Linked DNA regions of Homo sapiens: region 2 is linked to region 1. Evidence: chromatin loops called from intact Hi-C (ENCODE). Cell type or tissue: Calu3. All regions are shown on one strand. Each heading gives the region's core, and the rest is flanking DNA. Links, peaks and the distances in the headings are about the cores only.

The links. A loop is a pair of places that touch in the nucleus more often than their neighbours do. Peaks named below come from ENCODE experiments on the same cell type or tissue, not always from the same donor. Only the 100,000 strongest peaks of a DNase experiment are listed, where the experiment ranks them.
Region 2: a loop joins it to region 1, with 4 times the contacts of the local background. A loop is called at or near these places in 1 of 110 quality-filtered maps.

The regions. Positions count from the first base shown.
Region 1 is chr3:182,674,485-182,691,118 of GRCh38, reverse strand. LINC02031 (long intergenic non-protein coding RNA 2031) reads right to left here. Exons shown (of 5, transcript XR_427440.3): 5 at 16,523-16,634. Among named protein-coding and RNA genes, the nearest start is that of LINC02031, 39 kb to the right of the region's middle. RefSeq lists enhancers at 7,414-7,463, 8,588-8,637 and silencers at 8,308-8,377, 8,788-8,857. In Calu3, for the core only: CTCF peaks have their summits at 7,382 and 8,665; DNase peaks (open chromatin) are centred at 6,768, 7,368, 8,008, 8,708 and 1 weaker place.
Region 2 is chr3:182,155,869-182,172,502 of GRCh38, reverse strand. LOC105374243 (a long non-coding RNA gene) reads left to right here. Exons shown (of 6, transcript XR_924758.2): 5 at 15,041-15,210. Among named protein-coding and RNA genes, the nearest start is that of LINC01206, 210 kb to the right of the region's middle. In Calu3, for the core only: no CTCF peak of the experiment used is centred there; a DNase peak (open chromatin) is centred at 7,042.

The DNA.
Region 1 (16,634 bases), core at 5,071-10,070:
TTCAACAGTGAGAAAACTGCCTCCTATCATCTGCTATCCATTTACTTAATTGTTCAATTCCTGTATACATGTATAGCAGTATCAGGCAGTACTAGAATTCTTAATCCATACCTCTATGGGGAAAAACTTTATCAACTAGAGTACTTCTGTATTTCCTTTTGCCTTGAGTCTTACAGATGCCATCAATGGCAAAGTGTGTTTTGAAGAGTTTTTAATTTTAATAAAGTCTGACTTGCTAATTTTTTTCATGGATTGTGCTTTTAGTGTTGTATCTAAAAACACACCACTAAACCCAAAGTCACCTCTATTTTATCCTATGTTATCTTCTAGAAGTTTTACAGTTTAGTGTTTTAATGTTTAGGTTTATGATCTGCTTAGAGTCAAATTTTGTGAAAGGTGTAAGATCTGTGTCTAGGATTTTTTTTTTTTTCATATCCCCAGTTGTTCCAGCACCATTTGTTGAAAAGACTGTCCTTTCTCCACTGAATTGCCTCTGCTCATTTTTCAAAGTTCTTGCCTTTTATGTTGATTAAGTATTTTTTATTATTGTAGTCCCCTCTTCCTTGGTTAAGTAATTATATATTATTTTATGACTTTTTAGTGGTTGCCATAGAGATAACAACATGTTACTCAATTTATTAAACATCCATGTAAATTGTCACTTTTGTTATTTCCCAGGCCAGTGGTTCTCAAACTTGAACATGCATCAGAATTGCCTTAAGGGTTTGTTAAAGCACAGATTGCTGGGTTCTGTCATCAGGGTTTCTGATTCAGCAGGCATGGGTTGAGGCATGAGAATTTGCATTTCCAACAATTTCCTAAGTGACACTGGTGATGCAAACGCAGACCTGGAGACTACACTTTGAGAACGGCTGTGTTAATCACAAACACTGAAAAACATTTTCATTCTACTTGTTCTGTTGACTTCTGTGCTATTACTGTCATATCTATATCTCTATCCCCACAAAGCAATATTCTTATTGTTTTATATTGTAAATATTCATTTATATTTACTTCTATATTATTTTCTCTTTTGGTTTTCATTTCTTCTTGCACCTTTGAGCTTCCATCTGGGACTACCGACCATTTACTTCTGCCTGAAGAATGCCCTTTAGCATTTCCCGTAATGCAGGCCTGTTAGTGACAAATTCACCCATACTTTGTAGGTCTGAAACTATCTTTCTTTTGCTTTTACCTTGGAAGGGTATTCTTGGTGAATATGAAACGCTACATTATTGTTATTTTCTTTTAGCACATGTCTTCTGACATTCATGGTTTCTGTTGAGAAGATGGCTGCTTATTTTACTGTTGCTTCTTTGAAGATAGTATCTCTTTTGACTGCTTTAAAAATTTGCTTCTTGTTTTTGGTTTTCAGCTGTTTTATGCTGATGTGCTAGGTTATAGTTTTCTTTGTAGTTATTCTGATTAAAACTTCTCGAATGTGTGGCTTGAAGTCGTCCATCAAATCTGTGTTATTATTTTTTTCCTTTTAGATGGTATTGTTGCCAGAGAATATGGTATTTATGATACTTATCCTTTGAGATGTGTTCAGACTTGCTGTGTGGCTGCGTTTAAGTGGTTGATTTTTGAAAACATTGCTTCTGTGTTGAGAAGAATGTGTATTCTCTAGTTGTTTAGGGGCACAATTCTAAATATGTTAATTATATTAATACCAATCCCTTTTTATGTATATTGTTTAAATATTGTTTATCTATATTAATTTCCTATCTTCTAAGCTGTCAATAATTACTAGAGGTGTGTTAAAATATCCTATAATGATTTTGAGGCAATTTTCTTATATATATATGGGTTTAAAATGTCTATAATCACATAGTGAATTGAAAACTATAATCAGTATATAGTACATTTCTCTATTTCCAGTAATGCTCTTTGTCTTACATTCTTTTTGAGACAGGATCTCACTGTGTCACCCAGGCTGGAGTGGACTGGCGCTATCTCGGCTTGCTGCAGTCTCTGCCTCCCAGGATCAAGTGATCCTCCCACCTCAGGCTCCCGAGTAGCTGGGACTACAGGTATTCGTCACTACACCTGGCTAATTTTTGTGTTTTTTGTGTGTTTTATCTAATATTAATGTAGTGGCCTCTGCATTATTTTGATATTTGTCTAGTATTTCGTCTTCGTATTTTTAACCTTCCCACATTTAAAAAGTATGAATATGATAAACAGTATAGCTATGTTTTCTTTTTTTTAAAACTGGTATTTAATTCTTTTACATTTGGTGTGATTATTGGTATATTGGGACTTGTTTCTATCAATGTAAAATTTCCCCTATTTGTTTCACTCTTGTTTCTTGTCTTGTCTTTAAAAAATTAATTTAGCTTTTTTGGTTAAATTTTTTTCTTAACCAAATGTTTCCCCTTTACTACTTAAACATAATACACTATTTTCTTTTAGTACTATTGAAATCTTATCAAACATGTTAAATTTAAGTAAGATTAAAGTGAATCAATAAGTTAAATGATCTGAAAAATAAAACGAATCTTATAACACTTTTCAGTCAGCTACCTACTTCTGACTCAAATGCTATCGAAAGCAAAAACTTTAGTTCTATACCTTATTTTTTAAACCCTGTAAATTATATCTCCTTCTTGTCCTCACCTTCTTTTTTCTACTTCTTCCTCTTTGTCCTTATTTATCTCTTTTTCATACATATTATGTCATCTTAGAATTATCTACATTTGTACCAATTTTTTCTTTCTGCATTTTAGACTTTTGCAATAATTTTCTTCTATTGAAGGACATCTTTTAGAAGTTTCTGTGAAGATCTGTTGATGCCAAACTCTAGTTTTTTGTTCAACTAAATATGTCTTTATTTTCTTACTATTTATGAAAAGATGGTTTTGCTGAGTCCATAATTTTAAGTTGACAGTTAATTTCTCTAAATATTTTAAAGTTATTAAACCCTTTCTTTTATGTTCTATTGCTACTATTGCGATGCTAATCATCATTCCTTTTCCTTCAAGTTACTTTTTTTTTGAGACGGAGTTTTGCTCTTGTTGCACAGGCTGGAGTGAAATGGCATACTCTTGGCTCACTGCAACCTCTGCCTCCCTGGTTCAAGCTATTCTCCTGCTTCAGCCTTCCTGAGTAGCTGGGACTATAGGTGCCTGCCACCATGCCTGGCTAATTTTTGTATCTTTAGTAGAGATGGGGTTTCACCATGTTGGCCAGGCTGGTCTCAAACTCCTGACCTCAGGTGATCCACCCGCCTTGACTTCCCAAAGTGCTGGGATTACAGTGTGAGCCACTGTGCCCAGCCTCAAATTACTTTTAATATCTTCTTTTTGTTTTTTATGGTCTGCAATTTCACTAAAATGTGTATCTTTATGGACTTCTTTTTACTTATCTTGCTTATGATACATTGATTTTCTTCACTTATGAACATATGTATTTCATCAATTCTTTTTCTTTTTTTTTTTTGAGATGCAGTTTCACTCTGTCTCCTAGGCTAGAGTGCAGTGGTGTGCTCTCGGCTCACTGCGACCTCCAACTCCTGGGTTCAAGAGATTCTCCTGCCTCAGCCTCCTGAGTAGCTGGGATTCCAGGTGCACACCACCACGCCCAGCTAATTCTTGTTTTTTTTTTTTTTAGTAGAGATGGGGTTTCACCATGTTGGCCAGGCTGCTCTCAAACTCCTGGCCTCAAGTGATCTGCCCACCTCAGCCTCCCAAAATGCTGAGATTATAGGCATGAGCCACCATACCTGGCCTGCATTTCATCAATTCTGAAAAATTCATTTTCTCCTCAAATATAGCAGCTCTCAATTTTCTCTATTCTCCTCTCAAGGACTCTGACTAGATATATATTAAAGCCTTTTATTCTATCTTCCATATCTTTTAATCTATCTTAATATTTCCTCCTTTTTTTCTCTATACTGGATCCTGGATATTTCTTTCAGATATATTATCCAGTTCACCAGTTCTTTCTTCATCTACAGCTAATCTGCAACTTAAACTATTTGTTAAACTTTCTTTTCCAACTATTATATTTATTTCCAAAAGTCCTTTTTGTTTTTATTTTTCAAATCTGCATATTTTTGACAGTCTCTTAACAATCATTTTATGAACACATCTTTCATTATTTAAACAGTTCATAGATTGCAATTTTATATTCTGTATCCAACAATTCCAAAATATGAATGGCTTAGGGGCTTAAATCTATTTGTAGTTACTGGTGACTTGTAATAAGGGTGACTTCTTTCAATGTGTATTTGCTGATTTTGGTTTTGAGCTCATATTTGTTTCCTTTTAATCTGTGAGAATCCTGTGGGAATACATAGGGGATAATTTTCTCCAGAAAACACTTTGCTTTTGCTAGGAAACAGGGGAAATACTGACCTGGAATACTTTAGTGTCCTTTGAGAATGTTAGCTTAAAGTAGTACTTTCAGATACAGTTCCTCTATTTGCTTCTAGCCCGAGAGTTAGTTCAGCTAACACAGCTCTGATATTAGCTTTTGTCTTTAGGCCAGCCCATTTCCCCCTTTTATTATTGCTCACCGTCTTGCCTTTTGAAAAGTTTTTTTTGAAGGATATTGAAGATTTCCCCTTGTCCTTACTAATTCAGAAATGAAATAAAGGATGATTTATCCAGGATCTACTTGTTTTTGAGGGGCAGGATCTTTCAGAATATTTAATCTCTTTTACGACCGGAAGCAGAAATCTGAGGCCCTTTTTTCAAGTGTTTCTTTAATAAGGTTTAAAATATTTACAACTGGTTCTTCAGATGAATTTAAACAAAGTAATTAAGTAACAAAACCGATCTTACCATGATCAAACAGTGTTCCTTATAGCTCCAGTTTTATGATCTCCCCATTCACTTTATCTTGCATGAGGAATGTAAACTTGCCATGGAAGGCTAGATTTAGAATGTTCAAATGAGCAATTATCTTTTAACACCAACACAAGTCATGCATACAATTTGGCAGATTGAAGATTACATACAGAAGAGACTTGAAGTTCCTTGCAAAACAAATAGAGGAGTGAGAACATTACTGAGTGAAAGCCAATGAGCTTCATTTCTTTAAAAAGTTAAAAAAAAAAGGTAAAGAAATCAGTGGCTTGACACTAAAGAGACTGACAGCCTTTAAAGCTTTAGAAATTTTTTCTCGTAAACCTTTATACATATCCAGAGTATCCAAATCTTTTCTGTGAATACAGCGGCATGTAAAATTTGCTTTCAATGTGCAAGGTTGACTCTATGGAAGGTTCATGGCTATTTCTGAATTCTAAAATTAAAGTTAAAAAACAGAGTATAAAAGATGGACTATCAGTGATGTGTAAACTATAGGCTCATCCTAAACAATAATCTTGGTGAGATCCTGCACTTGATATTCATATACCAGTTATATTTCCTACACTATGGAATGTATTCTTTGCCGTGTGTGTATCAATTTAGAAAACATCATATGAAGCCAAGTAGGAGCTGTGGGTATCAGAGAAAAAGAAGCTTGCTATCTGTAATTGGACCACAGGGTCTTGAGAAAGGGTCTTGCACTGTCACCCAGGCTGGAGTGCAGTGGCATGATCTTGGCTCATTGCAGCCTCAACCTCCTGGGCTCAAGTGATCATCTCACCTCAGCCTCCTAAGTAGCTGGGACTACAGGTGCACGCCACCATGCCTGGCTAATTTTTTGTAGCGATGGGTTTTCACCATGTTGCCTGGCTATTCTCAAACTCCTGGGTTCAAAAGATCCACCCACCTTGGCCTCCCAAAGTGCTGGGATTGCAGGCATGAGCCAGTGCATCCGGCCTGCAGTTGTTGTTTCTTGACTAATAAACAAGTTTTGGTGTGCAGAGCTTTGATCCCCACTTACGTTTTGAAGTGCCTTTTCAGTTTTCATATGATGAAATTTATGTTCACTTCTCTGCCCTGAGTCTCAGTTACTTCCCTAGACGATGAAGAGTCAAGACCATGGATTCTCTCAGGTGCACTGAGTTTGGTGTGCTGTGTGAAGCCTGGTGTGTGTGTTGGGATTCACCACAGCCTCTTTTTATTGGCATACTAAACGTTTATACTGTGGCAAATGGGAGGACAAGTTCCTCCACCATGGACCTAAACAGACTCAAAATAAATAAAGCTTTGCTTCTTAAATACTGTCTTATCTGTAGATTATTTTCTCTTTGATAAAAATATATTTTTTTCAAATGACAGCCATTTTCATGTGTCGTTCCTTCTTAGAGAACATTGAGTTACCTCCTTCGAGCAGCCATGATGTTGGTGGCTTCATCCATCCCCCTTTTGGCAATATCCTGGACAATAAAGCAGAAAAATGGAAGGAAATTAATACTATGGTGACACTGTGGGGGGTCTCTATATCAACCCTTGCTTGAAGCTTGAGCTGAATTTTCAGTTATATGAGTCAATGTACTCATGTATTGTATAAGACAGATTTTGGGTTTTAGTCGCAGTTAAAAGCATCCTAATGAAAATATCTCTTGTTAAAGTATAACTTGAACATATGACTCAGGTGAAGATTTATCACCTCTGAGGGAAACCAAATTTAGGTTTCACTCCAGGTTGGAGTGCCGTGGTGCAACCTTGGCTCACTGCAACCTTGAACTCTTGGGCTCAAGTGATCCTCCCTCCTCAACCTCCCAAGTAGCTAGGACTACAAGCACCCGCCACCATGACCAGTTAATTTTTAAATGTTTTGAGAGATGGGCATCTGGCTACGTTGCCCAGGTTGGTCTCAAACTCCTGACCTCAGGTGATCCTCCTGCCTCAGGCTCCCAAAGTGCTGAGATTACAGGTGTGAGTCACCTTGCCTTGCCTGAATACACTGTTTTGACTTTTGAGATTAAAACGGAAGTAAATGAAATAAACTCACGACAATGAGCCAATGGCCAGCACTGTTATAGATCAATAACACAGGTTTCAACTCTTTGGAGGGAGAGTAACTAACTTACTTTCTGCACCTAACTTTCTGTATCACATCATTCTTTTCTTCCTGAGCTCAAACTCTGTCTCAGTAGCTTTCTGTAGCAGCCCCTGCGGGCACATAAGATAACATCTATCTGTGCTCCTTATCAAGCCATTCTGTCTAGTCCTAAATGTCAGAATAGGTACTAACACAGCTTTGGGCTTTGCAAGAAAATGTTCTCATCTTTTATCATCAGTTGGAAAGCTTTGGGGGCAGGAGAGACAAGAAGATTCATTCATTATTTTCAACACATATTTAAGTTTCTATATAAAACAAGGAGTGAGGTTCAATCCACAAAAGTTAATGGAAAAGTAACATCGAATTTCATGGTTGGCAGAGGTAAAGAACCACAGTTCCTAAGACACCGGCAAGTCAATTTAGGAAAGAAAAATTGCAGTGCCCACCTTCTTCCACAGAGGGGCACTCCAAGCTCATCACTGAAACCGTGCACTGTGTTGTTTTCAGTGAGCGGTTGTAGAAAAAGAACTTCCAATCTTTTCTCCATGCCTAGGGATTATTAAGAGCGTAGAATTTAAAGTACATTTGCAGGGCTCGATGTGAATGAGGCAAAACCATTTCAGTATCAATCCCAGTGGTGCCAGCAACCCATTCTAAATTAACTCAGGTTTAAATATGTTACAGAAATGTGTTAAATTTGAGAACAAATTTCACTTAGGATCTGTGGGTCTCTGTTACACAAAAGATGGAATACTTTGGAGGCAATGCAGTTCTTATTTAAAGCTAAAATATGGCTTATCATAAAACTATAGTCAGCCCGCTTCAAACACTCATGTCTTCACCAGAATGGGCAATATAGAATGAAAATTACACCTTGAGTAAACAGAATTGTAGATAAATGAGTTATGTCTCAAGACGTTTTGAATATTTTTATTATTGTGTCTGGGCCAAAAGTCTTTCCATATGTCCAAAGGCCCCGTGGCATTTCCAAATCAGCCGTGGGTGACGGTGGGACCGCGGGGCTCGTATGATGCCAACGCAAGCGTACCGGGTGGTCCTCATAGTTTGTTACATTCCAAAATGCAACCATTAAAGGGGCGGCCCTTACCTTCCCTAGTGAATACAAAAAGCCTTTGGAGACCAAAGGGCTGGAATGCTGGGGCAAACGCCACCCCACGTGCTGACCCCTTGGCCAGAGCCGAGGCGGGCGGCCTGGAGTCCCCAGCGCGGAGCCCCCAGGTTCCCAGGAGCTCGGGTCGCTCTCCGCTCTCCGCCCCTCGCCCGGGCCCACGGAAAGGGCTAAATGGCTTGCGACCAAACAGCGAATTTAAAAGGAAGCTTTCACGAAAAGCCCAAGGGAGCGGCAGCCCAGATTGTGTGGAGGGCAGAGCCGCGGGTTCCGAGGGTCCCCGGGGCGAAGCGGGCAGGGGCGCACCTCCGGGCCGCGGGCAGATGGAACCCGGGCTCCCGGGCCGGCGCGCGGGGGGCGGCCGCCTAGACATCCTCTCATTCGGCTGAAGTTTATTCTGGGCCACCGAGAGCTGGAACAGGAAATGTTCCGTCTTTCATGTCCACCGGTGGGCTTCAGACAGTTTTGCACCTCCCGGCGAGCACTGATTAGCCGGCTGAGTTCTGCCGCATTTGAAGTTCACCATTTATTATTAAAGAGAAGTGGCAGTGATTAGTGCTGGGTCCTCGGGGAGTGGAATAAATATTTACTAAATAAGAACGTTCCGCCATAAAGGAACGGCTCGAACAGGTTTCTGAAACCCCGGCGCGGGCCCCAAGTGCCGCCCCCAGGCAGGAAGCGGCGTTGCGGGGCTTTCCGCGAGAGGCTGCCATCTGCAGACCGTGCTGGGCGGCGACCTCCGCGGGGCAGGGCTCGGCCCGGCGCAGCCAGGGCCCGACGAAACTCGGCACTCTGGGCGTTTAAGTTATTTTATAGGCTGTGTTTGTTTTATAAAGGCAGAGGTGAATGTCAAACTAAACTTCGAACCTTTCTTTAATTTAAGGAACAAAGTAACATTTTATCGCTCAAGTAAGGGGACTGTGTTGCTTCCAACGTTAGGAGCATTTTCCAGTATGCTCCAAAGTGTACCCAAATTGTGAGCATCCAAGAAAGCATATTTATGTATATTTCAAAACATTATGTCATACAATGTAAATTATACAGTTTTTATTTGTCAACTGAAGAATAATAGTAAAAAAAAAAGTTTATTTAGTTTATTTGGCAATTAACTTACACGATGGCATCCCTGTCAAAAGCATTCATGTTGGTTGTTTAAAAAGCGTTTTCCTTAATTATTAGAATAATACTTTTACTGTAGAAAATATGAAATTTGCATATATCTAAACATCAGTATCACATGCTTTTTTCCATCATATTTTGCAGTGGGAATTGTCCAATGACATTACATATTTTTAGGGACAAATTTAGTGTCTATATCCATTTATTTAACTTACAGTGAATTAATAAACATTAAGGTAGTTTCAAGTTTTCCTTATTATAATAGCTCAATTAATATTTTTGTATGCAATTCTACACTTGTCTGATTATTCCCTGGCACCATTTTATTTTGAATTTCTTTTATTGTAAGTTGGGTTTAATATTATATTGCGAATAATTACAGAGAAGGGCCAGTTTTTGCTCATCACCATGTACCTGGTGTCTTGTATTATGCTGAGCACATACCAAATGCCCAATAGATATTGATTGAATGAATAAAAGAATAAAAAGTTAGTAGAACATTTGAATTTCTTGTTTTGTGAATTGCTTAATATTATTCATTTATTATGATAAGTTATCTTTTTCTTATGAATTTATAAGCTGTGTTTTAGGTAATAAGGATTTAACCTTCGGTTTGTCGCACATATGGCAAACCTCCCTCCCGTCTACAAAGCATAAGTTTGTGTGTATGTGTGTGTGTTTGGGTACTTTTTGACTTCTAGAAGTTAAAAAAAATTTCATAAGGTTATATTTGGATGATACTCTTTATCACACATGCAAGTTAAATGGCTATAGACAATACTCTACAATCTGTTTTGTGGTATTTTTACATATTTTGGACAGCACATTTTCATTCTTCTATTTATCAAGTTTTTCCCTGGACTTGGAATTTTTTTCAGGATATAACACATGGAGTAAAAAGGTAGTACAATCTTAGTCTTAGTCTGACAAGCACAGGATCTTGAGCCTGGTATCATACCAAAGAAAGATCTGTCAATTTCCCAAACAACCTTTAATTTACCTTTTTCTGATTCACTATTATGAAAGATATGAATAGAAAAAAGATCCCGGTTTTTAAGGGGTTTTCTGTATGTATCTCCTTCCAACTGAATGTGTAATTCCCTTTTATATCTCACCTGGTTTTGGTTGAAGTGACAAGTTTTGGGGACCATGAGTTGGAAATGGGTATAATTATTTGACACAGCAACAATGAAAAACTTTATGAGTATGGATATTCTATTGGTTTGTCAGGGCTGCCATAACAAAACACTGCAGACAAGATGGCTTAAACAATACGAACGTATTTTCTCACAGTTCTGAGGGCTAGAAGTCCAAGTTGAAGGTGTCAGTAGGTTTGGTCTATTCTGAGGCCTCTCTGCTTGGCTTGCAGATGAACTTCTTGCTGTGTCCTCAGATGGCCTGTTCTCTGTTCATGCATGTTTTGTTGAAATTTCTTCTTTTTATGAGGACCCAAGTCATATTGGGTAAGCACCCTTTAAACATCTGATTTTAACCTAATGACCTCTTTAAAGACTTTATCTCCATATATTGTGAGATTTGGAGGTACTGAGGTTGGAACTTCAACATATTCATTTTGGGGGCATGCAATTCAGTCCATAACAGGTATCTAATGGAGAGAGAGATTATGCCTTAGATTTATTTTTAAAAAGATAAATATTACCAGAAATAAAAGCATGGTACAGAAGTTAAAAACTAAGGCAATGCTACAGGATTTAAGTCACAAAAGCAAACAGGATTTCACTTTCCGTGTACTTTTTGTTAGGTTAGGCTTGAGGCCTAGTGGTGGGAAAGAAGCTTGCTTGAAGTAGACTTTTTTGCTTACATCAAGACCTCTTTGGGTTTCTTGTGGCTCTGCTTCATTTCTGGTTTTACTCTAGACATAGGGCAGTCTCTAACTGGGACACCGTTGCTTTTGTGACTAGACCAAAAACAGCCTCAGTGAACCCCAAACTTATAACTTCAACTGAGAATGATATACGTCACTTGGAATTGTTTCACAATTAACTTATTCCATTCAATAAGCATTTAGCAATTGCTTTTGGAGTTATTCGTTTGCCTTTTGAAGATGCTGAAGGAGGCCAGGAATATCAGTGAGAAAAAAGAGGAGAGCTCTTAGCTCAATCAGGTTCTTTTTAGTTTACTACTATTTATCCTTCAAGGCCCATTGAGTTCCTGGAGTTTTCTTGGATAACTCCAGTCAACACTGACATGCTTCTTTCTGCCTACTTTTCATTCATGGATTCATTCCATAAATACTTATTGAAGCCAAGCGTGTGTAGTGGACAAGACAGACATGGTTTGTGCTTTCATGGAGTTGACTTTCTAGTAGGAGGAGACAGACACTAAATAACAACACATGTAAATCTGACCATTGCAGATGGTGAAAAGGGCTGTGAAGAAAAATGTCAGGTGAGATGCTGGAGTGTGTGAAGCTGGGCTGGGAGGCTGATTGGTGCTGGGTAGGGAAGGCCTTTCTCAGTGGGTTACACAGGCGCTGGGATCTTACTGAAAAAAGCAACCAGCTGGGTCAGGAGAGAGACTGCAGTCCCCAGGCCCTAAGTTAGGTGACAGCTTGGCTGATGGAGGACTAGGCAAAGGCCAGTGTGTCTAGATGCTAGTGAGAGTGGAGATGTGTGGGGGAGATGGGGGTCTCGGAAGTCAGCAGGGCCCAGGGCAGCTAAGCCTTTGTGGTACCTTGGCAAGGAGTATGTCCTCCGACCCCCACCCACCCACCAAGTAAAATGGGGAGTCATGAGGTTTTAAACTCCACAGTGACACAGTGGCAAGTTCTGGTTTATGTTTTTAAGCAATTACTCAGATTGCTGTGTGGCAGATGGACAGAGTGTAGTGAGGAGTGGGGCAGAGAGACCAACTTAGATTGTGGCATTTGATCATTTTCAAGCCAATGTTCTGAGGGGGCCCCTAGGTAGCAGATCACAAGCACCTTTAGGACAGAAACATTCTGTTTTCTCTTCTTCCTCTTCTTCATCTTCCTTCTTTCTTTTTTGTTTTATTACTCTTGGAGGCTTTAACAGTGTTAGCAATATAATGGCTCAATCAAAACTTGTACTGAGTTGGGCAACCCTCTGCCAATTAATGCCGGAATTTTTTGGGTATAGAATTGGCCCTGAGTATCTGCCACTTGCCTTGAATGTATGGAATCAAATTCTTTTGGTGATTTCAGCTTCTTGGAAAAAGGTAACTGCATAATGAAGAGGTGGTGTTTTCTTAACATGCATTTACTACAATGACTATTTTCTCCGTGTTGAAACTAGTCATTGTTGCATATTTAATATAGTAATTGAAAGATTGGAGGCCTTTTGTAGTTATATGGAAAGAGATTAGTCATTTCATCTTGTGAATTTTTCTTCATTCCTCAGTAGGAATGGTTAGCCCCTGGCCTTAAGCCATTTACCCCACTTTTTTTTTTTTTTGCTAAGTTTCTACTTGGTGAGGTTGGAAATCTTAATTTTAAAAAAGTCTTTCTTTAGTTGACACACTATAAATATTCTGCCTTTTGGCATATTACATTTATATGGTTATAATTCTGGAGTCTCCTAATTCATTAACTATAGAGGTGCTTGAGAAGGTATGGAGATGTTCACAGTAATCACTTGTGATGTTCAGCTGCAGCTGACTGTAGGTGAGGGAGGAAGCCACTGCTTGGGAAGCGGAGGCAAGGGGGAAGTTAGAGGCTTGTGGCAGCTGCTAACAGAATTGAAGTGCAGCAGTCACAGGAAAATTCAGTTAGGAATTGGTGATCCCTGCTCTGGCTGGCTTTGAGGTTGTATCTGTTTGGATCACAAAAGAAAAGAGAACCTTTCATACCTATCCTACCCCTAGAGCAGCTAAGAGTACAGACCTAAGTTGGTACTCTTTACTGTGAACCTTGGAGAAATTCTCAAGCTCATTAAGCTTCAATTTCCAAAGCTGCAATATGAGGATAATCATAGTACTACCTCATAGTGTCTCTTTGAGGATTAAATGAGATAGTATAGGTGGAGTATTCAGCATATTGGAAGTGCTTAGTAAATATTAACTATTGTTATTAGTGATGTTTTCTTATTATAGTAATGATACCTTTTCATTATAGCTAATTAAGAAAATACAGACATGCAAAAGGAAATAAAATTATACATAATCCCATAATCCAGAGATAAATAAAGGTGCTCTACTGCCAATTGTTTTCTCTGCAAATATTGTTATCTCACAAAATTTGATTTTATTCTCTAATATCTATCATTAACACTGCAGATTGTTCTATGATGTCCTATAATATCACGACTAGCTGAATAGAATTTCATTGTATAGATGTACCATATTGTAGTTTATCCTGTCAAATCCCTTTTATTTGACATTTAGGATTGTTTCCAATTTTTTCATTACTGCAGGGAGTACTGCAATAAATATCCCTATATAAACTTTTTGGCACATATCTACGATAATTTCCTTAGGCTCAATTACGGAAGTGAAGTTGCTGGTTGAATAATATCTATGCTTTTAGGATTTTGGATTCCTATTACCCAACTAGCCACCAGAAAGTTGTTAAAATTTATATTTTAATCAGCAGAATACAAGAGTATATGTGGCCCTGCACCCTTACCAACATCAGGCATTAGTTTTGGAAACAAATTTTCATTAGTTCATGCATTTTTTTTTTTTTGAGGAGTCTTTTGCCCAGGCTGGAGTGCAGTGGAGCGATCTCAGTTCACTGCAACCTCTGCTCCTGGGTTCAAGCAATTCTCCTGCCTCAGCCTCCCTAGTAGCTGGGATGCAGATGCATGCTACCATGCCCATCTAATTTTTGTATTTTTAGTAGAGATGGGGTTTCACCATGTTGGCCAAGCTGGTCTTGAACTCCTGGCCTCAGGCGATCTGCCTGCCTTGGCCTCTCAAAGTGCTGGGATTACAGGCGTGAGCCACCGCGCCTGGCCTTCATGCAATATTTTTTGAGTGACAACTATAGACCAGGCATTATTCTAGGCATGAGCATTTAGTAGTGAACAAAAAAGACAAAAATCTCCCTGCTTTCAAGGAGCTAACAGAGTGTGTTAGACAATGTTATGGAGGAAAAGAAAACAGGACAGGAAGATAGAGTGTCTGGTTTGTGAGGTGGAAGGATGTGCTGTTTCATCTAGGGCATCAGGGAAGCCCTCACTGAGAAGGTGAATGTGTGCACAGACCTGAAACAGAAGAGAAAATGGGCTCTCAAGGATCTCTAGGGGATCAGCTTTCCAGGCAGAGGGAAGAGCAAAGGCAAAAATGCTGAAGCAGAAGCATTCTTGGTATGTTCAAGCTAGGAGCCCAGTACAGCTGGGGTGAGATGCACAAGGAGGGAACAGAAGGCAATGAAGTCAGAGAGGTGATGGGCTCAGGTCATGTTGGGATATATCTGTCTATATATCCCTACAAGATAAGTATATATATATAATATACTTATTATTGTAAGTACTCTGACTTTTGCTCTGTATGAGATGAGGAGTCATTGGAGGGATTAGAGCAGAGGAAAGGCATCATCTAACTTATGTTTAAAAGGCTTATTCTGGCTGCTGTGTTGAGAATAGATTGAAGGGAGATAAGAGTGGAAGTAGTAGGGGTCTGCCTAGAAGGCTATTGCAGTAATTTAGAAGAGGGGAGATGGTGGGTTAGGCTAGGGTGGTAGCGGAACAGTTGATGAAACGTCATTCAAAAGTAGATGCAGTAAAATGACAGGATTTTCTAATGAGAAACAGAGACGAGGCAAGGTTTTTGAACTGAGTAGTTGGAAGTACTGCATACCATTCGCTGAGATGAGGAAGACTGCATGAAGAGCAGGTTTGAGGGAAGGCTGGGAGCTCAGTTTGAACATGTTACCTTTGAGGTGCTTTTTAGACATCCATGTGGAGGTGTTTCATGGGGAGGGGAATACATGGACCTGAAGTTCAAGGGAGAGGTTCACAGAGCAGTGATTGGGCGGTGGGAGAGTGAGGTCTCGGGAGAATTTTCTTTTGTACACTGTGAGCGATTATAGTGGGTTTATTTGTCGGTGGGAATAATCCATTAGAGAAGGAAAAACTGGTGATGCTGGAGAGGGGAAAATCATTGCAGTAAAGTCACCAAGTAGGTAAGAAGGAATGGGATCTAGAAGACAAGTGGAAGGGTGGCCTTTAGATAGGAATGCAAACAATTCATCCAGAGTAATGGAAAGGAAGGCAGAATGCACGAATGTGGACACAAGTTTGTGTCTAGATGGGGTGGCAAAACTTTGTGAACGTTCTTCTTGATTTGCTTCTAGTTTCTCAGTGAAATAAGAAAGATTGTCTATTGATAATAAGGGGGCTTGGTGAGACCCACTGAGGTGCATTGAAAGCGCTTCACTATTATGGAGGTGCAGGGGATGGTCTGGGTTGGGGAACACCAACCTGAAGAGACCACTGCAGTCCTTCTGGGGAGAAACAGTGAAACCTGGACAGAGAAGTGGTGCTAGACATGGAGAGAACGCATAGATTCAGGTATGCTTTGGAGACAGAATATGCGAAACTTGCTGTTGGATTAGCAGTAGACATAAGGGAAAGCAAAGGATCAAGAATAATATTGCTGTGAAAAGCATCTTAAAAGGCAATGAATTACAATTGCTTCAACTATATTAAAAGGAAGTCCTGGGAGCTTTTACTATTTTAGCTCACACAACTAAAGTTCACTTTAGCTCTTTTCTCATCTTAAAATCCCTCCTAATACTATTGTAATCTTTGATTTTTAACATACTATGATTAGAAAACAGCACAAATGATTTAGAGTGGTTGTCAATCGTTGGGCTCTGTGAGCGGGGAGTAGATTCTCATTTTGCAGACGAAGAGAGGACCAGAAAGGCCAATAGAACTAATTACAAATGTTGTGGAGTTGAGGGAATAAAACAAAAACTGCTTTATTAGTTTAGAATAATGAAAAGTACTTTACATCTTAGATTGCAGAACATTAACTATATGCTTATTTTGTTTTATAACGCCTAGGACAAAATCTCATACAAATAGATACTTTAAGAAATGCACTTGACATGATTTTGCATGATACATTAATTGCCATTGATTGTCAAAAATTCTGGCCGAGCGCGGTGGCTCATGCCTGTAATCCCAGCACTTTGGGAGGCTGAGGCAGGCGGATCATGAGGTCAGGAGATCACGACCATCCTGGCTGACACAGTGAAACCCCATCTCTACTAAAAATACAAAAAACTAGCCGGGCGTAGTGGCATGTGCCTGTAGTCCCAGCTACTTGGGAGGCTGAGGCAGGAGAATCGCTTGAACCCGGGAGGCGGAGGTGGCAGTGAGCGTAGATTGTGCCACTGCACTCCAGCCTGGGCGACAGAGCGAGACTCCATCTCAAAAAAAAAAAAAATCCCTTCTAAATATGTATAAAGGAACTTACAATATTGGCAGCCTTTTACATAAAGGTTATAAGATTCCAGCTCTTTTTGGAAAACTAAGTATTTGTCATGTCTTGGATTTCT
Region 2 (16,634 bases), core at 5,089-10,088, 520 kb after region 1:
GCATGGGGTGGAACAAGCAATGGGCTGCAAGCCAGAAGAGGTGAGTCTTAATCTCTCTTCCACATGCATTAGCTGTGTGTCTTTAGTCTAATCACTTAACATCTCTGAATCTTGGTGTTTACTTCCATAAAACAAAAAGATAGACTTGATTATTTCTAAAATTCCTCTTGGGGCTGAATTTAAAAAAAAATTCTTGTGACTATAACTTGCATTTAAAATCATGATGGAAAAAATACTCTAAACACCAAGTGAAACTGGTTAAAAGCAGTAAGTCAGCTAATCAGATGATTATCTATTGAGGCTTCCTCTATAATCTCTAATTTTGCAAAAGATAATTTCCAACCCATGCATTTCATAGTCTTTATAATAAAGTTCTAAGAGCATTACTAACTTTATGTATATATTTATTATATCTGAATATGCCTACAAAGTAGTGAGGGTAGTTTCTAAAAGCCATACTGAAGAAAGTTTCATTGTGTGTCACACATAGTGTCTTCCTTTCTACAGAAAAATCATATTTTAAGGATGGCTAGAGACAAATTTATTCTTCATATCTCTTCTCTTCCCATCATTTACAAGTAATGCAAGTAAAAAACAAAACAACAACAAAAGCAAAATGTTCTACAGTTAAATTCAGGTCCTAGGTAATAATATAATCCAATATTTAAATGGTGATTTAAAATTCTTTAAAGTCTTTTAATACAAAATGTTTTATTAGCTCCTTTCATTACCCTTGTTAGGTGTAGAGGAGGGTAATGTTATCCCCATTTTGTAAGCCAAGAAAGTAAAGTTGGGTGGTGAAAACACAAAAGTAAAGGGAAAGGAGACAAGCTCCCCGAATGCTGGGAGGTGTTGTGCTGAAGTCGGAGAGCCAACAGACCGGATTGCCTTTGGAACAGACGTTCCCGTTTAGGAAATGTTGTATTAGCTTTGCTTTTCCTGAAATGAAAAGTCATCAAACAAATCTTAAAGGCAAGCTCCTTGGGTCTCAGGTGACTGTCTTTCTCATCATGTCAGACATACTGTCTCTCTGTATAAGGGAGTTTTGAAGAGGATTTTTTATAATCCTGACTGTGCCTAAAAACCATAGCCTGTGGTATACACATAAGGAAATGTCATTCAAAGCTCTGAATGAGCTTCTAGAAATTCCATGAAGCCAGCTTGGCAGATTTTCTAGGCTGCTGACAGTGACTAAAATCACCGCGTGCTTCCTAAGAGAAAATTTTGTTGTATAAGATATGGCCGTAATACACTCAAAAGTGCAACAACTTTTTTTTTTTTTTTTTTTTTTGAGAATTAGGTGGTCTCTTTTCTTTGAATTTTGGACTGACAAATGAATGACATAGTGCCATGTGAGCATGGGTTGGTTCAGAATCTCTTTCCTTGCTCATGAGAGCCCTGGACTTGAGCAGCAAGGTCAGAGTGGCAGTCACATTGTGAGAGCTCGTAAGTGTAATCCACCAGCTTGAAGAGACATCTCGTAGCATTCAGTGACCCCTGCACACCTCCCGCAGGCCACCTTACACTTTCTAGCTTGAGGCCTTTGCAGAATCCATACAAGCTGTGAAATGATTTCTTCCCATAAAACCCTGGAACAAAGAAGTGCACTCTCTGCTTTCTGGTAAGCCTTGCTGAGCTATCTAGAATTGTGGTTTAGCTCCACAGCCATGGGCCTTTGGCAAACAATATCATTCATTTCTTTCAAATGATGATAATAGCAAGCAAGGCTACTATCATTATTACTTTCTTTTCACTCTTTTTTTCTCTACGAATGTTTCAAGGTTTTGGAGGGAGAAAAAAAAAGTCAAGGTTTGCGGGTCAGTAGTAACAACTTTGGACAAAACTTCTTCAATAGAGCCTCATAGTATTTGGTTTAGTAAGTCTATTTGAAAGCAATAACTTGCAGAAGCAAGCAACATCTCAAAAAACCTGTTGGCTGTTCAACTTTGCCATCTGATTTCTTAAGGAAAATATCAACTTGTTCTGGATTTTAGCACCCTCTATTTCAGGGTGTCTTAGTAAAGTAAAATATTTCAGAAGAGGTAGGTTCTAGGAGAATCCAGTCTTAAAGATTATTTTAGTGAAAGAAAATATAACTCATAGGGCAGAGCTGGATGAATGGAGTTTAGACTTCACCATGAAACCACTCAGTTTCAGAAACTCTCAAGTATCTTTGGTTGGGGAAAATTTGGGTTGATTCAGTTTCTTGAGATACATCAAATTGGTTGAGACTTGTAGTGGTAATATGAATCATAGTCCCTTAAAGTTAAGAGAGGCCTTAGATGTCTTCTAGTTCAATTTTCCATAGATACAAGAATCTTCTCTGCACAGTCTCTGCTTGAACATCTCCAGTGACGGAGAGCTCACTGCTTCACTACACAGCTCAATCTGAGGTTGAATAGCTTTAACTTTTAGTAACTTCTTCCTTGAACTAGAATTTTGTTTCCTTTATCTCCCATCAAGGTCTGATCTTTGGAATATGGTGAATAAACTAGTTTCTTCTTTCACTTGGCATTGTATTTGGAGATAAATGTCATAATAACTGTGTATTTACTTTCCAAGCTAAATATTCCTCTTAAAAAGGTTTTTACCAGAATAGGGCTATAAGAACTTCAATTTAAAAACAAACATTTGGGCAACTGGAAAGATATTCACTGTTTTTCATCAGGACTTAATATGTTAAAAGTGTTATGTCTCCTTACAGTAATCAATAAATTCTATGTAATCCCAATTAATAAATGTATGAATTCTAAATGATATAGGTTCCAAATGATATAGGTGTTTATTCCTAGAACTGTCAAAAGTCATCCAACACACTATCGGCCTACTGTGTATCAGGGGCTATTCCAGGTATTGTATATAGCTACAGAAATCTCCTGTGTAACAGCACATACATTCATATGACAAACAAAATCACTCCCTCATGGAGTTTACCTTCTAGTGGAAGAAGACAAAAGTATTATCATTTAAGAAGGATTTAAGCGACATGAAAAAAATACAATAGGGCAGTAGGGTCAAGAATGACTGGGTTGTGGATGTATGGGTGTGGAGGAATGCTGCTCAAGTTAAGGTAGATGGAGAAGCCTCTTGCAGAGGCAATATTTGAGCTAAGACCCTAAAGATGAGAGAGACACAGCCCCACAAACCACAGGGAGATGGGTTCTCCCATAGAAGGACTATCAAAAGCAAATACCTTGAGACAGCTCATTGCATCCAGGAGGACAGAATTGCTATAGTGGAGTGGACATTGGAGAGAATAGTGAGTGAGATGGTCATACAGTCAATAAAGGGTCAGGTCTTGTAAATTCTACACTCCATAGTAAGCAGCTGAATTTCATCTGAGCATTTTGGGCTGGGTAGTGATAGGATCTGATTTGAGAATATCACTCTGTTTACTCTGTAAGGAATCAACTGCAGGGGAATAAGGGGAGGGAGTGGAAATAGAAAAACCAGTTAGGATCCCAGGACTGAGAAAATGAAGGCTCGAGCTACAGTAGTAGTAAGGGAGATAGGGAAGAGCAGTAGGGCTTTGCAATGTGTTTTGGAAGTACCACTGACAGATCTTGCTGATGGATTGAATGTAGAGTATGAAGGGAAGAGAGAAGCCAAAAACAATGTCAATGCTTTTAGTCTTAGCACAGGAGAGAGAGTTGTGCTGCCATGTGCACCTCTGGTTAAGATTGGGGGGCACGGCCAGGCACAGTGGTTAACGCCTGTAATCCCAGCACTTTGGGAGACCGAGATGGGTGGATCACCTGATATCAGGAGTTCAAGACCAGCCTGACCAACATGGTGAAACCTTGTCTCTACTAAAAATAAAAAATTAGCCAGGCGTTTTGGCACATGCCTATAATCCCAGCTACTTGGGAGGCTGAGGCAGGAGAATTGCTTGAACCTCGAGGGCGGAGGTTGCAGTGAGCAGAGATTGCACCATTGCATTCCAGCCTGGGCAACAAGAGTGAAACTCCATCTAAAAAGAAACACAAAAGATTAGGGGGCAGATTATGAAAATTGGGGGCAGGAAACAAGAGTTGTCTTGGACATATTGGGTTTGCAGTTTCTGTCAGACATCCAAGCGGAGATTGTATGTAGACCTTTGGAGAGAGAACTCTGAAGCTTAGAGAGAGAGAGAGATTACAGTTGGAGACATAGAATATTGAAAGGCATGGGACTGGATAAGATCAAGTAGATGAAGGAAAGGAGAAAATAGCAGAGCATGGGAAAAGGGGGAAGGAGGGACGAGGAGAGGAGATGAGAGAAGAGGTGAAAAGAAAAGCAGAGGAAAGATGAGAGGCCTGACCTGCTCTTATATTTAGAGATTAGATGTAAGAGATTAAACATCAGAGAAGACATAGAAAGAATGACCAGTGAGGTTGGAGGAAAGGCAGAAGAATGTGGTGACTCCAAAGCCTCAGAAGAAAATACAAGAAAGAAAGAATAATCTCCCGTGTCAAATGATATTGAGACTCAAATAGGATGAGAACAGAGAACTGACCATGGACGTGTCAAATGAAGGACATCAATGACTTTGATAAAATCTGCTTCAGGGAGTGGTGAAGTGAAAAGTCTGATTGAATGAATGGGTGAAGAGAGAATGGGAGTGAGAAAGTGAGAACAGCAAATACAAACCACTCTTAAGAATTTCTGCTGAAAAGGTAAGCAAAGAAATGGGGCAAAAAGAGGAGTGGAAAATAGAGCTAAGGGTTTCTGCTTTTTTTTTTTTTCAAGTGGGTGATGTTAAGGTGTATTGAGATGCCTAGTGAAAGGATTCATCATTAGTAAGTAACTAATGACGAATGAGAGAGACGAATAATCGCGAGGGCAAATGGGGATGTGGATCAGCGCGGTAGGTGCAGAGAGAGGCTTTACATAGAACAGAGACTCTGCTTTTCCTTCACAGGAAGAAAAGCCAAACATAGGTGACGACTGGTCGTTTTGATGGAGGGTTGGTGTTGCTTTAATTTAAACCCATTGTTTTAAAAATATAGTTGTCACCTGGAAAAATAAACATGCCTAAGCAACCAGGAAAGTGTTATGGAAGAGAACAGGGTGGAGGAGTGTGTGTGGCGGGGGGCCAGGGAGAGTGGGGGAAGTGAGAAAGGGATGGTATGAGATCTGCTAGAAATGAAAATATTCTATGTTATACAAGAACTGAATAGAAAATCTAGAAGTAGGACATAATACATATGATAACTTAGTGTATAATAAGAATAGCCCTTCAAGTCATCAGAGTAAAAATAGGTTAATCAATAAATAATGTTGAGTTTTATTTCTAGCTGTTTGCAGGAATAGGAGATTTGATCTCTGCTTCACTCTTTAAAACAAATTCCAGATGGAGCAAACATTTAAACATAGAAAATACCATAGAAATATTTTTTAAATGGGGAATTTAAAAATATATAGTTTTGGCATGGCAAAGATATGGCATGAAACTCAGAATCATAAAGGAAAGAAATAGACTAAATTCAACTTTATTCAAAAATGAATAAAAATATAAATCAAAAATTAAAACATAATAAAAAACTAAATCAAGTAAATAAAGATGCTATTCTATGAAAAATTCCATAAATAAAATCAAAAGATAAAACTACAAACTAGCAAATAACATTTGTAATGTCTATGACAAAGGGCTAATATTCTTAGTATGCAAAGAACTCTTAGAGATCAATAAGACAAAGAGAAAAAAATAATCTAACAAAACAGGCCAATACATAAACAGGAAGTTCATAGATAATTGTCAATAATCATGGAATAATATTCAACTTCACAAGTAAAATAAGAAATGCAAATTAAAACAATGAGATATTTTTCACCTGACAAATTTAAAATTTTGAAAATATCTAGTTGGTGAAGAAGCGAAGAAACAGGCAATTCAAGAAGGGCAATTTGGAGAAGCTTAACAAGAACAAGATTGAAACAAACATGCACGTGTCCTCTGACCTGGTAACAGCACTTTAGGGACTTTAACTATGAATATTCTTGTAGAAGTATACAATGAATGACCAAGAAGGTTTATAATGGCATTATTTGTAATTTTAAAAATTGGAAATAATTTTTATCAATAGGATATAATTTAATATACTATAATATTCAAAAGAGAATTAAGCCGAACTATAGCACATTCACGCCATAGAATATTATGTAACAATTAATAAGGATGAAGCATAATGTATATGGATAATATGAAAAGATAATATATCTTAAGTCAAAAATGTCAAACTATGAAAACTTGATCCCACGTAAGCTTAAAAATATGCCAACATATGTTATATTTGCATAAAAAACCTGGAGTATACATATTGAATTATTTACATTCATTTTCTCTGAGGGATGCAATTAAGATTTTGGGATGATGATGAGATGCTTCACAGTATTTTTTTTTTTTAACTATGAAAATCTATTATTCCTATAGTAAGAGAATTAATTGATTTAAAAGTTGCATCCAGAAGCAAGCATCATAATTCAGATATTGTCTAAAATCTAAAGAATGCAATTTGTGGCTAATATTTCCTTGATCTAGACACTGTGCTACTCTCTTTCAATGAAGCTGTCTTGTCTTTTCTCAAGTCTTAATCTTCACTGGATGATTCCAGTTTATTTCAATTCCATCTGAATTATAAGATTCAGGACCCTTCAGCCTTCTAGACGCCCACCAGCAGAGACACTTTAGTGTGTCACCCTTATTAAAATGTACTGTTTTAAAAGACAGCTGGATCTGAACACAATATCCCAGATCATATCTAAGTGCAAAGGTAAGGAAATGATCGCCTCCTTTATTTTATTCTTTCCTTTGGTTATTTATTTAAGGTGTACGACATGGCCATTAGTGACAAATGTGAGACCAGCATTCAAGTTTCTGTTCTGATTTTGAGCTCATTCATTCATTCATTTGTTAAGTACTCTTGGAGAGTCTCCTGGATCCCAGGTTCTCTCTGCAGTTCTGGCATACAGTCATGAGTAAAGCAGGCTAAGCTCCTGTGCGACTGACTGTCGATCACTTTGTCATAACTGTGGGTCAAGAGCTGCTCCCCAGATCGTTGCACAAGAACTTGACTGACCTGTACAACATGTCAGTGAGCAAACTTCCCTGATTAATTATGATCAGCAAAGTGCTTCAGTGGGAGCTTAGCAGGAGCTGACATAAGCACTTTCTAACCATAGATTTCAGTGGAATTTCAACTCACATATCTCTGACTCACTGGAAGTTTAAATGCCTATTGAGCTGTTACGACAGAAAGACTTGATATCCAAGATTTTTCTGTCATAGCTATGAGTTGAAAGGGTAAAGACCCTCTCAGTCTATAAATAAATAAATAAAATCACAATTGATTCTTCTTTCCTTTTTAAAATTCAAGCATGTCACATCTTAGCCAGTACCAAATTTGGTCCTCCAACTCTACTAAAATTGATTGGGGCACTATTATATAGTATTGCATTTGATAGTAAGTATGAAGGAAAAACTTCCCTCCTGCCATATGTGTCTAATTTCAGATACACAGACATTTTGAAATATATTTATATATTGGGGAAGAAGGACTAGATTTTTCTGAACAACTCATTTGTAAAACATTGAAATAGGTACCCTACATATGTTGTTCACTTTAATCCCACCCAGATACCAAAGAAGGAGCTGGGGCTTTGGATTTAGAGACAGGGCTTATATCCCAATCCTGACATTTATTAGGTGTCTTGTTAGTGACTGGCCTAAGCCCTCAGTTTATTTGTAAATTAAGGGTAATAGTAACTGCCTACCAGAATTGTGATGAGAATTGCATTTGCTGTAGTATGAGACAGGGCCCAATCCTGTACTGGACATACAGTAGCTATATAGAAAACATTAATCCTTCTTTTTTCTCTTCCCCTTCCTTTCAGACACTGCTTATTTCCACATGGGTCAAGAAGTCTGCCTTACAATCTGGGTATAGATTTCCTTTTTCTGCCCAGACCTTGCACAGAGGCCTGGTCAGTCCAACTTATTCTCCCACTGGCCAGCTTTATGATCACTCCTCCTCTTTCTTCAATAGATGCTCCTAATTTTTAAATCTATAAAGCTTATTACATATGTCATAATGGGAGCTGGATTCAAGTGGGGTCTCTTGTAGTCATTTCTAGTGACTTACACAGTCACTATTAAGAAGGTACATATAAATGCCCACAGTATGTTATTACGTGAGTAAAAGCAAGTTGCCAGATAATATGTCAATATAATTTCATATTGAGTTGTAAAATACCTATCTAATCTATTTGTTTGCACATGAATGGAAAAAATTTTGGAATGATAAACATAACCAACAGGGTTTACTTTTAATGAGTGGGATGGGGAGGTAGACAGTAAATGCTTTTTTTTTTTTTTTTTTTTTAGAGACAGGGTCTCACTCTTTTGCCCAGGCTGGAGTGCAATGGCACAATCACTGCTCACTGCAGCCTCAACCTCCCAGTGATCCTCCTGCCTCAGCCTCCCGAGTAGCAGGGACTACAGGTATGCCCCACTATGCCCTGCTGATTTTTATATTTTTTGTAAAGACAGGGTTTTGCCATGTTGCTCAGGCTAGTCTTGAACTCCAGGGCTCACCCACTTCGGCCTCCCAAAGTGCTGGGATTACAGGTGTGAGCTACCACACCTGGTGGGACTTTTATTTTTTTACCTAACTATACTGGTGTGTTATTTTACTTTTTCCATAAAAATTATTTATACAACAAAAAAAAATTTTAAATATAATGAAGAAAAATGTGTATTCAATGTTAAAGGACCTGGGATTAGATATTTGAAATGTTTTCTACATAGGTAGCAGAATGACTGAGTCTCTCATTAACATTTTTTAATGATAAAATAATCTTGCCATTTGACTATGCACAAACAAGACATCTTATTTTATATTATTTGATGTATCACATTCTGAACTCATAAATCAGTTAAATTTGAGATGACCATTAACATTACAGAGCTAAGTCACCTGCCAAGTGAAACCTACTCTTGACTTTAAAAGACAACACTTCACAAACTAGAAAGCACACAAGAGTCGGGCAACATAAAGTACTTCTTGGCATCGAATTCAAAATAAAAGCAAAGCATTTTTATTCACATTCAACTAATTTTTACAAAACATGTACATGTACCTCATGGTGCTGTGCATTTTTACATATGTTTCTTATTTGGATCTCAAAACAACCTGGTGAAATAGACTATGCTAGCTTTCTTCACAGATGAGCAAGCTAAGTTTTAGTAGAGAGACTAACAGTGACTTGCCCAGGATCACTCAGCTAATGATCCCAGAGCCAGGACATAAACCCTACTTTTTTGGCTCAAAGATCTGTGCTTTCTACTTGACAACATATTGCTGATGAAGATATTCTGGTTAACTCATGAATTCCCAAGAACATACACAGGGAACCAAAAGGATTCCTGAAATCAACTAGCACACTTTTCTTTTTGGGCTGTAGTAAAGATCTTTTGTCTATTCCCGTTGTACCCATTCTTACCAAATGACGATATTTGCAGTCATCTGCAGCAACCCTATAGAAGTCCAAAACACAAGATCACTCAGTTATTATCAAAAGCTTTTTCCCATGTCATGATAGCCAGTAAAAAACTGGTTAACAACAACTTAAAAAATATATATCTACTGTGTCTTCTTCAGTAAACTCCTTGGCTTAAATTAGAATTTCACTGTGCTTCTTTGTAGCTAAACAAAGCCTGCATTTTGTTGTAAGTAATAGAACTTATTTATACTTGATGTCCTTTGAAAAGTGGTGGCATTTCAGCAACTCAAGCAGAAAGTTTTCTTTAATTCTTGCAGACAAAATGACACGTAATTATCAGGTAACAGCATTGTTAATATTTAAATATTGGCATAAACCTTTCTATTCATTTCCAAAACTGTTTGAGATCCACCAGGGGGAGATGAATTCGTATTTGTGTCTTGATCCAACTTCTCAATGTTTGGAGGGCACCTATAGTAACCAAAAGGATCACCCAGGTACTGGAACCTGCATGACCAGTTCAGTTTTTGTAGCTCTGTGGCGAGTTTGCAGTAATGTATGGGTTTTCTCATCGCCAAGATTTCGGCCAGCATTTCTTGCTTGTCGTTCTTCATAACTGTCTTTGCAGGTGGGGTGAGTCATTGCCGTACTTGTCACTGAGGCTTCCAGGGGTGAAACTCTGGATATGTTCTCTGTCATCCCAGACAATCCTATTGGGTGAATCTAAATTATGTTGTATTTGTTTTTTATTAGTTTGAGGATACCTAAGTATGTCAACCCTAGGTCAAGATATAAACTTTTCATAAAGCCTAGCCTATAGAAAAGCTTTAACTTTGGGAAAATGGTTGATGAAATTTACATGTGATCTCCAAGTCAACCCCCACCTACCACCCCCAACATACATACTTTCCACCACTGGTCCCAGGTTTATACTCTTGACCAGGCCCGCTATGTGATACAGAGCAAATCACTCCATTTCTCTAGGTCTCTGTGTTTTCTTATAAGATAAGGGTGCAGGTCTATCAGACGCATGCCTCCTTCCAGTGCCCTTCTTGTGCCGATGGAAGACATTACTAGTTGAACATCAAACTCTTTCCTGATAAGCTTGGAAATGGCTATAGCAGCCTCAATCCAACACCCTCAAAGTACACATGTAGAGGATACATCATTAAAATAACTGTGGAGGACATTTTTTCCTTCTCAACATCTCTCTTTTCAAGAGGATATTTAGGTTTTCATATTCCAAATTTATAGAGAATAAAGGAAGCACCACCGATGACTGGCACTCTTAGTCTCCCTAATGGCCTAACCTTATGCTGGTTATTGTCATAGGGCCTTCAAAGAGAGTCAAACACTCAGATGATTTAATGGATTTGATGATATATTTTTTAGATTGATCTGGAAATCTTGGATTTAAAAGCTGGTTGGACTGAGGGAGGCGGTTTCCTTGCTATTTTATTGCAGAGGAGAGATGACATTTGGGGAATATTTTGTTTAGTTTGTTAAGCAACACTGTAGCACTTACCAAGTGCCATGCTTTCTTCTAAGCACCTGAAAATATCAACTCATTTAATCATCACAATAACTCAATGATGTAAGTACTATTAATTTCCTCATCTTACAGATGATGAAACCAATGTTCAGAGCGGTTAAGCCACTTATCCATAGTCACCCAGCTGGTAAAGGGTGGAGCTAAAATGTAAACCCATCATTCCACCCTTGTTTGAAGTTCTCAGCACTACACTCCTCTCTCTTCATGTTGTGAAAACTCGGTGAGACCTGATCCATCTGGGGGGCATTCTTATAAAGAAAAGAGGTTGCCCTCAACCAACACCCACCTATACCAATAATAATAATAATAATAATAATAATAATAATCTCATGATAATTAAATTAAACAACACTTGCAAAGGCTCTGGCCCACTGAGTAGGTGCCTAATCTAAGCTCCTGCCTTCTGTCCTGCCTTTCCCTATAAGGAAGATTGCAAATATGTGAATCCAGCAGAAAATCAAGGAGACATGTTCTCTGAATGTAAAAGATATTCTTAATAGTGCATTTTAAAATGACTTTTTTCTTAAAAGTACCAGTGTAGAAATCAAATAAATGAATACAACTAATGATTTGGAGAAAGCAGAAAATGAAGAGAAATATTACTAATTGTTTAGGAAAATTTAGTGGTGTATTTTGCATATACACTTTATGGTAATATGCTAAAAAGACACTTGTTCACTGAACTTTACTGTATAAGGGAGGAGCCTCCTACTCCTACCCATCCTCTCACGGTTTCCTAGTCATAGAAACACTGAGATTTCCTTTCATTTGACCTGATAGGATATTTATCAAGCATCTTCTCACTTGAAAATACTGTTCTATTCATTCCTACCTTGGAAGACAGCACCACGGTTCTAAAAGTTCAAAGCATCTCCCGTCAACTAAAAAAGTTTCTCCCAAATTCATCCAAGCTGTGCTTTTCACTCAAATGCTGTTGATGGTATTTATCAGTTCATTCCATGGATGGTCCCATCCATTGATTGAGATTACTTTGTAAGTGACCCTACTGAGCACAGGACATCTTAACAATGCCTATTTCAACCTGAAAGAGTCAAAGAAGAATTTACAGAGACTTAAAGAAGGAGCAGGATTTTGAATGAGGGGAGAGATCTGAATTGTAAAGGCATGAGGGTATCCTGGGCTAGAGAGGGTGAAGTAGGGAGTGAAAGGAGAGAAACAAGGTTAGATTGCCAGGGAGAGAAAGTTTAATTTTTATTCCATATGTATAATGGTATGTTAGTTAATTATCATTTGGTTGCAAGTGACAGAAAACATAATTCAAACTGGTTGAAATGGAAAAAAAAAAAAGAAAGAAAAGAAAAAGAAAGCAGGGGCTGGGGGAGACACTGGCTCACAGAACAGAAAAGCCCATACAGCAACTTGATTTGATGCTCACATGGTGACTTAGGGTTTTCCTCTTAGCAATGTGATTCTGCCCTTTCTTCTGACATTGTTTGAGAGAAGTCATTTTGGGGGCAGAATTAAGGCTGGGTTGGAGATAGAAAATTAGAGGCTCAGCTAAACAAAAAGGCACTATTGCTACATTTTAGGAGAGAAATGAAGATAGACTGGACTCTGGCAAAAGTAGTAATATGGAGAGGACATATAGAAGGGCTACCGATTGAACATCAGGGGCACAGGGAGGGACAAGTCTAAGATGAGTGATAAATTCCAGCCTTGGGTAACTGGGTAAAAATTGGGCCTTTCATCAAGAAAATATATAAGAAGTTTGGTAGGGGAAATGTACATATTTGAATTTGAATTATCACTGGAACACTCAGTTGCAGATTTCTAGTAGGCTATTGGATATATGCTTCTTGAGCTCACAAAACCATTCTGGGCTGGAGATATGGATGTGGGATTTGTCAGAACACATGGGCCAGCAAAAAATATAGAAATATTTAAAGGTTTTGGAAGAGAAGGAGGAAGAACTGCAAAGGAAATAAAAAGGAGGGTAGTCAAGAGAGGTACAAGAAGAATTGAGAGATAGTTACCACAAAAACAAGGAATGGAGAGAAGGAAGGTATAAAATTCTAGGTAAAATTGATGAAATTAACAGATGTAAAATGTCCAGAGGATGTAACAAACTAGGAGGTCACTATCAAATCAGGTCAGTAGTAGAATCCGTGGCATCAAGAATTGATTATTAAGAAGAAACACGAGCACCAATTACATCAAGAGAGTCAACATGTTTATTTCTCACCTGTGAAGTGAAAGACACTATACCAAGCACATTGAAGAAATAATAATAAAACATGCTACATTTCCCTGAGTACCAAGAACACAAATTTATTTTATGTTTTATTTGAATTCAATCTGGCATTATAACTTAATTTGAAACATGAGCTGAATTTATTCAGAGGGGTTAAGCTTTCTAAAAAGGGAAGGTGGTTTATATATCAGAGTGTGTAATCAAGATCAGAGGATTTTGTTTAAAAAAAAATCAATCATGTATGATTGTGCTCATCAAAATTATTCCTCATTATCTCTGTTTAAGCCCTAATAAGTATTGCAACTTTACCCTGTTTCTAGAGTATTCTTGCCACTGGAGCAACTTCTAACTTTTCCCTCTCAGTGGCTTTTTATAGAAGTAGGCTTTCCCTCAATAGCAGTTGCCGTTTAATGACTCCAGCCCCAGTGCTGTTGAAAGCACCTCTTCAGTTTCTCCCTCTATTCTCTCTTCCTTTGAATCAAACATGTTAATGGCATCTACCTGAAAGATGGTCACTTCACCCTGCTTGTCTGTCTTTTAGCTCCTGAACTCCCTGTGTTTCATCTTAATCTCTCTGGTAATGCAATATGACTTTTAAATTTACTGCAGTCCTTCCCAGGGTCTCCAGGAGGAAGTGAACAGTCTACCAGTGACAGTGGTAGTAGAGTCTGTAATCCCCATGGCCTTGTAGGCACTGGCTTAAGTTGTAAAGTTTGTACTATAAATGTTCGAGCAGATTTGGGACGCACCCCTCATTCCAGGGATTCTTCATATCCACGGACATCCTTTTACCAGATTTTTGTGGGTGACAGATCTTCTTCCTTAAACTCACAAACCTTCATATATTCCCAGTAGGAACATCCACACCAAATCAAAACATCCTGTGGCTTGCATTAATTCAACAAAATTGAAAGAGGGCCCACTCACCTCTTTCTTTTTGTTTCACAATGCTGGCTTGTGAAATCTCCCTTTCTATATTTTCCTTGCTTTTGCCACTATTAGCTTTCTTGTTTGTTTGTTTGTTTGTTTGTTCCTAGTGATGGAACAAATATAATGCCTTGAAAGGCAATCAGAAATAATTTCTGAGGTATCTGCTGTTTTGCATCCTCCCAGCCTCCGTGCCCCTCCACTGGTGTGGACCATCAATGGCCAGTTGTTTCTCTGTGGGGTGTATGTGTGACTGGAACCCCCTGTAATTACCCTTTCCACAGCCTCTGCCCCCAAGCAGTGTGGCTTCTTGGGTTACTGAAGGCCTCACAACAAACCTGACTTTGTTCTTTTAGCTATCTTCTCTCAATGCCATCTCATTAAAGTACTTTGCCAGTGAAAACAGCCCTGACAAATGTCTTTCCACTTGTAACCTGGCCTGAAACTGCCTAACTTTTCTTGATGAATGGGCTAAATATTCCAAAATAATTTACTAGGGAAACTTGACAATCACCAGCTCATGTTGTCATCTATATTTTTAAAAATTTGTGTTATGCACTGACCACCAACCGTCTAAATTATTGTTTTGTTCCAATAATGAGACAAGTATGATTTATTTCTTGTCCTTTAGTATTAATATAAACTATGATAGGATATTAAGACCCATACATTAAGAGAAATAATGGGTGACCAAAAAGTATAGGGGCAACGGGGACCCCACATGTTGAGTCTTTTGTGGAAATTTGGGGGAACTAAAGCTTTTTCAAAAAATTCTTATTAAAAGGGGGTAAAACGTTCTGTGTCTAGAAGGGAAACTGTTAATAAAAGGTTTGTTAATGTAACAATAATTATACTATTTATGATTTCAGACACACTAAATAATGTCACTGGAGACAAGACGTAGCCCCATTTTCCATCTTGTAGTCCCAGTCTCAACCTCTGGTTTATTCTCCTGAGAATCAATAATGATACAGAAGCAGAGCTGGGGAGTGGAACTGAAATTTCTCAATTTGGGACACAATCTTGCTCTCAGTTATTGGTAAGCAGTGGAGGTTTTTGTTGAACTCCTGATTTTTGCATCTGGTTGTTGTATCACATTCCTGCCTCCTTGTAAGAGAAATGCCTCCTCAAAAGGAGAAAAGAATAAAAAATAAATAAATAGGTGGCTGGCAAGATAGCTGAATAGGAAGAGTGCCAGTCTGTAGTTCCCAGCAAGATCAAGGCAGAAGGTAGGTGATTTCTGCATTTGCAATTGAGGTACCCAGCTCATCTCACTGGGACTAGTTAGACAGTGGGTGCAGCCCATGGAGGGCAAGCTGAAGCAAGGTGGGGCATCGCCTCATCTGGGAAGTGCGAGGGGTTGGGGAACTCCCTCCCCTAGCCAAGGGAAGCCATGGGGGACTGTGCTGTGAGGAATGGTGCTCTCCAGCCCAGATACTACACTTTTCCCACTGTCTTTGCAACCTGCAGACCAGGAGATTCCCTCTGGTGCCTACACCACCAGGGCCTTGGGTTTCAAGTGCAAAACTAAGCGGCCATATTGGCAGACACTGAACTAGCTGCAGGAGTATTTTTTCATACCCCAGTGGCACCTGGAATGCCAGCAAGACAGAACTATTCACTGCCCTGGAAAGGGGGCTGAAGCCAGGGAGCCAAGTGGTCTAGCTCAGTGGACCCCACCCCCATGGAACCCAGCAAGCTAAGATCCACTTGCTTGAAATTCTCGCTGCCAGCACAGCAGTCTAAAGTCAACTGGGGATGCTAGAGCTTCGTTGGGGGAGGGGCATCCACCATTGCTGAGGCTTGAGTAGGTGGTTTTCCCCTCACAGTGTAAACAAAGCCACTGGGAAGTTAGAACTGGGTGGAGCACACTGCAGCTTGGCAAAGCCGCTGTAGCCAGACTGCCTCTCTAGATTCTTCCTCTCTGGGCAGGATATCTCTGAAAGAAAGGCAGCAGCTCCAGTAGGGGCTTATAGATAAAACCCCCATCTCCCTGGGACAGAGCACCTGGGGGAAGGGGTGGCTGTGGGCGCAGCTTCAGCAGACTTAAATGTTCCCGCCTACTGTCTCTGAAGAGAGCAGCGGATCTCCCAGCACAGTGCTCGAGCACTACCAAGGGACAGACTGCCTCCTCAAGTGGGTTCCTGACCCCCATGCCTCCTGACTGGGAGACAGCTCCCAGCAGGGGTCAACAGATACCTCATACAGGAGAGCTCCAGCTGGCATCTGGTGGGTGCCCCTCTGGAACAAAGCTTCCAGAGGAAGAATCAGGCAGCAATATTTGCTGTTCTGCAGCCTCCACTGGTGATACCCGGGCAAACAGGGTCTGGAGTGGAGCTCCAGCAAACTCCAGCAGACCTGCAGTAGAGGAGCCTGACTGTTAAAAGGAAAATTAACAAACAGAAAGGAATGGCATCAACATCAACAAAAACAACGTCCACACAGAAACCCCATCTGAAGGTC